3 separate regions of the Homo sapiens genome follow, and all the other regions are linked to region 2. The links are chromatin contacts, found by Hi-C or POLR2A ChIA-PET in ENCODE. All regions are on one chromosome and are shown on one strand. Each heading gives the region's core, a stretch centred on a gene start or an enhancer-like site at or near the end of the contact. The rest is flanking DNA. Distances are from core to core; before and after follow the strand shown.

Region 1 (2,772 bases), core at 153-2,652, 4.4 Mb after region 2:
TTCATGCTTACATTTTCTCACTGCTTGAGATTTTCTTTCATCCAGGGTCAAGCACTGAGTCTATTAGAAACCCCACTGTATATGATCTGATGAAGATGAGATTATCTTTTTAAAAGCCACATATTAAATCTCTTAAGTTAATAATATTGGCAATCAACTTAAATCAACTGAGTGACCACTATGTTTAAGGAAGTTTCCTTTCTGGTAGGCTGGGAAGCGGGAGAAGGGAAGGATATAACTTTATAAAAAAAAAAAAGCTGCAGAAGGGAAGGATATAACTTTATAAAAAAAGGTCCTTGTTCACAAGGAGCTAATCACTTACTGGCCAGAGAAGAAACGTGTTCCTTCTTTGCAATGGCTGTGTTTTTGGGTTTAGCTAACTCAATTCTTTATGTCCTCAATTTATGAGACCGCATCAAAAACGTTTTTGCCACATCTCTGTGGGAAAGTAGGTGAGTCAGAATGAGTGCATAATATATAAGTATATATTTTAATGATAATGAATGTGTAGATTAACAAACCCAAACTTTGTTTTTGTTTTTTTGAGAGTCTTGCCCTGTCGCCCAGGCTGGAGTGCAATGGCATGATCTTGGCTCACTGCAGCCTCTGCCTCCCGGGTTCACAGGATTGTCCTGCCTCAGCCTCCGGAGTAGAGTAGCTGGGATTACAGGTGACCGCCACCACGCCCGACTAATTTTTGTAGTTTTTAGTAGAGACGGCGTTTCCCATGTTGGCCAGGTTGGTCTTGAACTCCTGACCTCAAGTGATCCACCCGCCTCGGCCTACCCAAAGTGATGGGATTACAAGCGTGAGCCACCGCGCCCAGCCAAACCCAAACATTCTAAAAGCGCAGAGTAACCGCTCCCCTCCCCGCCAACGGTAACCAGCATCTTCGTTCTCCAACCAGAACAGCTGTATGCACCGGTGTATAAGCCTGCCTTAAGTGCTATTTTTAATCTTTTTTAAAAACAGGCCTTAAAATAACTCATTTGGGTACAACTCCAGCGGCTGGTGGAGTGGGCTTAATATATTAAACAGCTGTTAATTTTGGTTTCTTTTTGGTAACAGCGACACGGAGATCCGCATTTGTCGCAGTTTCCACCGCGGGCGGGAAGTGTAAACACAAGAAATACAAACATAGCGCAACGGCTAAAGGAGTGTCACAGCGCCAAACCTTGCTGGCTCCGCGCCAGGCCGAGCCCCACCCTCTCAGCTCGCGGCCAACACCCCCACCCCGCCTCACAGCCCGCCGCGCCCGCGGGGCGACACCCCCCACTCCATCATCCCGGAGGTGGTGCGGCCGAGCCCCGGACCCAATTGGCGGAAGCGGGGCCGGTTGTGTGCGCGCGCACAAATGCCCGGATGCGCCGCGACGACCCGCGCGCTCCCCTCGGGCGGTAGGGGGCGCGCACCGAGGCACCGCGGCGAGCTTGGCTGCTTCTGGGGCCTGTGTGGCCCTGTGTGTCGGAAAGATGGAGCAAGAAGCCGAGCCCGAGGGGCGGCCGCGACCCCTCTGACCGAGATCCTGCTGCTTTCGCAGCCAGGAGCACCGTCCCTCCCCGGATTAGTGCGTACGAGCGCCCAGTGCCCTGGCCCGGAGAGTGGAATGATCCCCGAGGCCCAGGGCGTCGTGCTTCCGCGCGCCCCGTGAAGGAAACTGGGGAGTCTTGAGGGACCCCCGACTCCAAGCGCGAAAACCCCGGATGGTGAGGAGCAGGTACTGGCCCGGCAGCGAGCGGTCACTTTTGGGTCTGGGCTCTGACGGTGTCCCCTCTATCGCTGGTTCCCAGCCTCTGCCCGTTCGCAGCCTTTGTGCGGTTCGTGGCTGGGGGCTCGGGGCGCGGGGCGCGGGGCATGGGGCACGTGGCTTTGCGGAGGTTTTGTTGGACTGGGGCTAGGCAGTCGCCGCCAGGGAGGAGGGCGGGATTTCGGACGGCTCTCGCGGCGGTGGGGGTGGGGGTGGTTCGGAGGTCTCCGCGGGAGTTCAGGGTAAAGGTCACGGGGGCCGGGGGCTGCGGGGCCGCTTCGGCGCGGGAGGTCCGGATGATCGCAGGTGCCTGTCGGGTCACTAGTGTGAACGCTGCGCGTAGTCTGGGCGGGATTGGGCCGGTTCAGTGGGCAGGTTGACTCAGCTTTTCCTCTTGAGCTGGTCAAGTTCAGACACGTTCCGAAACTGCAGTAAAAGGAGTTAAGTCCTGACTTGTCTCCAGCTGGGGCTATTTAAACCATGCATTTTCCCAGCTGTGTTCAGTGGCGATTGGAGGGTAGACCTGTGGGCACGGACGCACGCCACTTTTTCTCTGCTGATCCAGGTAAGCACCGACTTGCTTGTAGCTTTAGTTTTAACTGTTGTTTATGTTCTTTATATATGATGTATTTTCCACAGATGTTTCATGATTTCCAGTTTTCATCGTGTCTTTTTTTTCCTTGTAGGCAAATGTGCAATACCAACATGTCTGTACCTACTGATGGTGCTGTAACCACCTCACAGATTCCAGCTTCGGAACAAGAGACCCTGGTTAGTATTTTTGTCTCGTGTAACTTTTAAGAATAATTTATTTTATGAAGTGATAAACTAAATTTCGTATACCTCAATTGTAGCATGGCTCTGTAAATAAAATTGTATGTGCATAGCTTAAAGTGTGCTACCTCTGGCGTAACTGCGTGGAGTTAAAAACTGTTAAGAACTGGTCAGTATTTTTTTAGCCATTTGCCACATTTGCTTTAAAAATTAGTTCCATTACATTGTTAAGCGTGGTTGAAGTTACGTTT
Region 2 (2,760 bases), core at 150-2,649:
CTGCAGTGAGCTATGACCACTCTACTCCAGACTGGGTAACAGAGCGAGACCCTTTCTCTAAAAACAAGAAAAAATTAAAACCCAGTTCTCCTTTAGCGACATCTTGTAGCCACTAGCCTGACATTTTAAACACATAAATTAGAAACATGATGCAAGAGTGATTCAAGGTATTTTATATAGGAAATGCCTGGTGTAGTGTCTTGGACAGCTAAATAAAGGTAGCTGTTAAAACATTAGTTTTATTCTATGCTCTTACCATTCCTCCCTCTCCAAGTTTTGTTTGTAGTCTGTGGCAGCAACCTAGTCTGTATTTAGTACACATTGAATAATCAACAATGAAATGTAAATATTGAGCACATTGTGTGTCAAACACATGTATTAACTCAAACCTCACAGAAACCCTTTGAGGTCGGTACTATTAACAATCCCCATTTTACATACGAGTAAACTGAAGCATGGATAGACTAAAGTAAAGTGCCTGAGGTCAACTAGTGAGGAGGCGGAGTGGCAGTCAAGTCGAGGCAGCCTAAGCCTACACTGCCTCTATGTTGCATTAATAAATTAATAAATCTGTGACCAAATAAATGAAGTGACATTTAGTAGCATCGAAAGATCCCGTGAGTAGGACTTCCTAAGAATGCTCTCCTTCTTTTCATGGACAAAATTTTAGTCTGTTTAAAATAAATTTTGGACCGGACACCGTGGCTCACGCCTGTAATCCCAGTACTTTGGGAGGCCGAGGCAGGTGATCACTTGAGGTCAGGAGTTCGAGATCAGCCTGTCCAACATGGTGCAACCCTGTCTCTACGAAAAATACAAAAATTAGCTGGGTATGGTGGCGCGCGCCTGTCATCCCAGCTACTCAGGAGGCTGATGCAGGAGAACTGCTTGAACCCCGGAGGCGGAGGTTGCAGTGAGCCAAGATCTCGCCATTGCACCCCATCCTGGGCGACAGAGCGAGACTCCGTCTCAAAGAATAAATAAATAAATTAATTAATTAATTTTGAAAACCTGTCAGCACTCATCAGAGCTTTACACTGCTGTACTCGGGACACTTGGGGCCGTAGACAAGCAATTAAATTGACTCACACGTGGTTAGAACCACGTCATCCTGATTCGTGAATCCGTACTCTCAACTACTAGAAGCCCTTTGTGGAATGCTCGGGGCGAACCTGACGCTTGAGCTCTGACACCACGCAGACACAGCCGGGGATTTAGGAGCTGGGTAGGGACTCCTGGGCCGGATGCCTCATCCCGGCATGCACCTCAAGCCCCGGTGACCACGCCTTCCGGCGAGCGCCAGGGAGCGCGTGTGCGCCTCGCCGCCCGGAAGCGCCGGCCGCTCCCTGCATGCTGGGAGTTGTAGGCCTCCGGCGTCAGCCCGCGGGCTGCCGCCCGCACTCTCCAAGAGACTGCTGGCGCCGGCGCCCGCCCGCGCGGCACCGACGCGGGGAGCGCGCTTCGCGCTGACTCAGCGGCGGCGGCGGCTGCGGCGGCGGCGGCGGCGTTAGCCGGCCCTCGCGCTCTTTCCCTTCCTGGGGCGCCGACCCCGCCCGCTTGCTTGCTTGCTTGCTTGCCTGCCTGCCTGCCTGCCCGGCGCCACGCAAGAGAAGGTGCCAGGGGACGCAGAGCGACTAGAGGCGCGCGGTCCCGGCCAGCACCGTCTCTGGCGTTGTAGCTGCGGCCGTGGCGGAGGACTACGGCGACAAGGACGAGGGCCGCTCTCCCAGCTCTCTGCGTGCCGCGCCGCTCCGCTCCGCTGGCTGACCATCTGGAGTGCAGGCTGGGAGGCGGGATGGAGTGATAGGGAAGGTGACTCGGGGCTCGGGGGCAGCGGGACCGGGACCAGGTTTGGTCCGCGTGAGGCTTCGAGGAAGTTGGCCGGGGCGGACCGGCCCGGGGGAGTCCCGACGCCAGGGAGGGTGCAGGCTTGGGACCCTCTATGGCGGTGCACCCCCTGGCTGGGCGGACCGGGTGGGGGTGGGTACGAGCCGGGGCCGCCGCCGAGGAGCGCGTCCCGAGTGCGTGGCCGGCGGTTGCTTGGTGTTTCATCACCCGAATTGCCACGAGGCTTCCTTTAGGGGAGGGATCGGGGGAGGGATGGGAGCAAGGCTAGCAGAGGAGGGTCGGCATCGCCTGTGGTTCCGAAGCCCGTTAGTCATCGTTGTAGCGTTATCAACTGTGGAGACCTCAAACTTGATTCTTCCCCCACCCCTGGACAAAAAGGAAAAGTGTTATTTCTGTGCAGTAATTGGCCAGCACGGACGCTCCATTTCTTCTCAAACCTTCCTCACCATCCTGCAGGACTAGAGAAGCATGAGGTTTCCCTGTAACCAGAAAAACGAGTACTTTTTGAAAGTGCTAATTAGTTGTGGCGGGCGGGGGTTGGGGGAGAGTTACGTTTTATTAAACCGACTTGTCAGCGTGGTGTTAAAAGGCTGGAAAGATTCAGTCGTAGTATTTGAAACAGTCTTCAGTAGGTGTAGAGGAATTTTTCCAAATTGTTTGATTCTTAATGGCTATCCAGGAAAAGTTAAGGCTTAATATTTTAAGTATGTTGCTTGCCTTCCCCCAAGAACCTTTGCAAGATGCATAATTGTTTACCGTATTGAAACATTTTTTGGGGTTTTGTTGTTGTTGTTTTGAGACGGAGTCTCGCTCGGTCGCCCAGGCTGCAGTGCAGTGGTGCCATCTCGGCTCACTGCAACCTCTGCCTCCCAGGTTCAAGTGATTCTGCAGCCTCAGCCTCCCGAGTAGCTC
Region 3 (3,093 bases), core at 70-2,569, 4.8 Mb after region 2:
TTTTTTATGCAAAAATGCTTGGATTTGAGGGGATTTTGGAATATTTGCATATACATAAATTATCCAGGAGATGGGACCCAAGCCTAAACGAAATTCATTTATGTTTCACATATACCTTATACACACAGCCTGAAGATTATTTCATACAATACTTTTAGTTATTTTGTGCATGAAAAAAAGTTTTGATTGCATTTTTGACTGCGACCTGGCAAATAAGATCAGGTGTGGAATTTTCCACTTGTGGCATCATGTCAGTGCGCAAAAAGTTTCAGATTTTGGAGCATTTCAAATTTTTGGATTAGAGATGCCCAACCTTACAGATGTTGTTTGGGTTATTCTATGAATGATTTCTGGCCAGTTTCTCAGGAAACACGCTCTACTACAGTATATTTTTTAATGAGTGAAAAAGAAATTAAGAATGGAGGGGAAAGTTTCAAACTGGAGAGACATCTTTGAGTAAAGTATCGTGGCTGAATGTTCCTACCTTTATTGACCATGTGACCTGGTTAAATCACTTAGGTTCTATTAGGCCTCAGTCTTCTCTTCTGTAAAATGAGATGTTTAGACCTAAGGACACCTTTCCAGTTCCCTTCCCGTTGGGACATTCTAGGATTCTGAGAGAGAAGCCCCCCTGGCCTCAAGATACCTCCACTCTCTTGGGTGTGCTCTAAGATGACTGCATTCATGTTAGAAGCATCTGAACTACGCCAGAGACAACCTACTGTAGATCTAAGGAAGAAAAAATGAATGGCAATGAATGCGAGAGGAAGGTGGGGGGGAAAGAAGCCCACGAAGATTAGAGATGGAAATGGCAACATAAACAGCATGCAAAGATAACCACTGACGGGTATCTAGCGTTTACGATGCAAATAAAACTCTGCTGGTCTCTGAGGATGCAGAAACAAGACATTGTTTTTGGTCTTAAGCCGTTCACAGAATGCCCGGGGGTTACACTTTGCATTTAAGCACGGACATATAACTTCCACCTTTAAAAGTCCTGGATGTGAGAAAGATAAGAACAACGGATAAATGAAAATATTAACAAAACGTCTGAGTATGCCAGAGGCCACGTGAAAAGACGGTGTGTGGAAACAGGTGGGACCCACTGCTAAGCTGGATGCGCGAGTAGGACAAAAAAATTGGCCCCCACTCCCGGGCCTCACCCAGACACAAAAGAAACGTCCTCTGCCCTCAGAGGCGCAGCCTTTCCTCAGCCAGCAGAGCGGCTGGGCTGCAGAGTCCCCGCCCCCGGCCGGCCCCTGTCGCCCGCGCCTCCCTCCCTCGGGCCTCGGAAGTGACGCAAGCGCCCCCCCACCGCCGCTAGATCCGCTGCTGCTGCCGCGGCGGGCAGACCTGCAGGAGGCGGCGGCGGCGGCGGCGGCCGAGGCTGAAGGAAGATGGCGGACGGCGTGGACCACATAGACATTTACGCGGATGTCGGCGAAGAGTTCAACCAGGTACGTGAGAGCCCAGGTCCCCGCCGCCGACGCGGGCGGCGCTGCGGCCGGGAAGCTGACCCGGGGCCCGCTGCGGCCGCGAGCCGAAGCGACTGCAGAGTGTGCGCCCTTGCCGCCTCTGGGCCGCGCCGCCGACCCCTGGCGTGGCGCCCCCCCGCCCCTCGTTCTACCGCGTCGTTTCACGGGCCGCGGGCGCGGCGAGTCGCCGCGGGGCCCGGAGCGCGGACGCGGGCCGCTGTGCAGCTGCCGCCGGCTCCTCCCTCGCCGGCGCTGCCTCGCTCCCTATTGTTGGCGGCACCCGGCTGGCGCTTCCCGCCGCGCTAGGCCCGGGCGGTGGGGCCGCGTGTAAGCGGCGGAGAGAACTGGCCGCCGCCGCGCCCCCTCCCCCGTCGCTGGTCGGAGGAGGAAGCCCTGGCGGGGCGCGTGCCCGCCGCCGCCGCCCCTTCCCCGCCGCTGCCGCTCGGGCTCCGATTCCTCCCATCGCTCCATTTTGTCTCCCTGCCCGCGCACTGTCGCCTCATGGAAGGCCGCGTTCACGGCCCTTTGTATCCCGCGCGCCCAGTCCCCGGGGCTCTCCTTCTCGGGTTTGCGACAGGTTTCGGCGTGGCGCCTTCCTCCTCCCCTCACACTTTCTGAAGGCGACTGAGGTGCGGGCTCATTTGCAACAAGTCCTTTGACTTTTGGAGCCACAGATAAAAGTCGGTGCGCTGGTCCTGCCTCATTAATCCAGGGCTTGCAGTGCTTTGAAGCCCAGTCGTTGTTGGCCTTTGTGATGAAAATACCTGTGAAGATGAGTGGCCGGGGACCAAAAGGAAGAATTGGAAGCGCGATGGTTGGATGGAACAAAAAGATGTTAGCTCACCCACAGATCTCATAGTGATTAAAATGAAAGAACGTTCACCCCAAATCCTTATGATGTGGTTTAAAAATAAAGAGTTATAGATAAGACCCTATTTTCGAAAACAAAGTGTTAAATCCCCCCACCCCCACCCCCGGGCCCCGTGTTACCTTTTGAAAGGTTGAGCGAAAGTGAGAATGCAAGGTTTTCCTGAACGACGTTGCTTAGAGGTAACGCGGGGCTGTGATGTCTGTTAATGGGCATCCTTGCAAAAGATGTCGTTTGTTGCTAGTGACGTTTAAGGTTTGAACCTGCTGTTCGTATCTACTGCATTTTATGTAGTAACACATTTAAAACAATTAAATTGTGCTTAACTGCAATGTTCCTAAAAGCCTTATTTTTTTGTATTTCCCAGGTCCCTATGAGAAGTTTAATGAAATATTACTGGCTAATGTGGTTTTCCCACCTCCATTAACCATCATATTCGTGACTAGTTGCTCAGGCTTTTTAAAAAACAAGGAAACTCAAGAGATCTTTACTGTTTTATTTTTCAGGAATGACTTTGTGCCTCTGGTTTAAATATTAGAAAACAGAAAAATACCAGTTGGCTTTAAATGTTTGCTATTCAGTTAAAGACTGGATTTGTTTAAATGTAATACATTGTAATCAAAGGTTAAGTTTTTAAATCTTTGTGTTTTTAAAATTGTGCTTATGTTTTAAATAATAATACTTGAGTTGTGTCCATTACAAATCAGATACATTCCTCGAGTGCAACACAGGTTCTAACGCTTATAAGAC

Evidence for each region. Hi-C counts contacts between places; a loop is a spot of excess contacts on that map. ChIA-PET counts read pairs that join two places held with the same protein, here RNA polymerase II (POLR2A). Pooled maps may share reads with other maps.
Region 1: a map of gastrocnemius medialis shows a loop between it and region 2 (9-fold over the local background). The contact joins the promoter of MDM2 here to the promoter of XPOT in region 2. A Hi-C loop is called at or near these places in 2 of 168 maps with a recorded cell type or tissue (CD8-positive, alpha-beta T cell and gastrocnemius medialis) and 10 of 50 pooled maps. POLR2A ChIA-PET finds 5 or more read pairs at or near these places in 1 of 52 experiments (activated naive CD4-positive, alpha-beta T cell).
Region 3: a map of CD4-positive, alpha-beta T cell shows a loop between it and region 2 (14-fold over the local background). The contact joins the promoter of CPSF6 here to the promoter of XPOT in region 2. A Hi-C loop is called at or near these places in 3 of 168 maps with a recorded cell type or tissue (B cell, CD4-positive, alpha-beta T cell and CD8-positive, alpha-beta T cell) and 9 of 50 pooled maps. POLR2A ChIA-PET finds 5 or more read pairs at or near these places in 1 of 52 experiments (Panc1).

Annotation. Positions count from the first base shown.
Region 1 is chr12:68,806,775-68,809,546 of GRCh38, forward strand. MDM2 (MDM2 proto-oncogene) reads left to right here and starts at 1,403. Exons shown (of 11, transcript NM_002392.6): 1 at 1,403-1,717; 2 at 2,434-2,518. The coding sequence starts at 1,704. RefSeq lists a silencer at 1,101-1,490 and enhancers at 1,692-2,772, 1,991-2,380.
Region 2 is chr12:64,402,993-64,405,752 of GRCh38, forward strand. It overlaps XPOT (exportin for tRNA), which reads left to right and starts at 1,400. Exons shown (of 25, transcript NM_007235.6): 1 at 1,400-1,812. RefSeq lists enhancers at 975-1,024, 2,122-2,760 and silencers at 1,415-1,574, 1,905-2,014.
Region 3 is chr12:69,238,250-69,241,342 of GRCh38, forward strand. CPSF6 (cleavage and polyadenylation specific factor 6) reads left to right here and starts at 1,320. Exons shown (of 10, transcript NM_007007.3): 1 at 1,320-1,457. The coding sequence starts at 1,398. RefSeq lists silencers at 1,143-1,642, 1,793-2,012 and enhancers at 1,476-2,056, 2,057-2,636.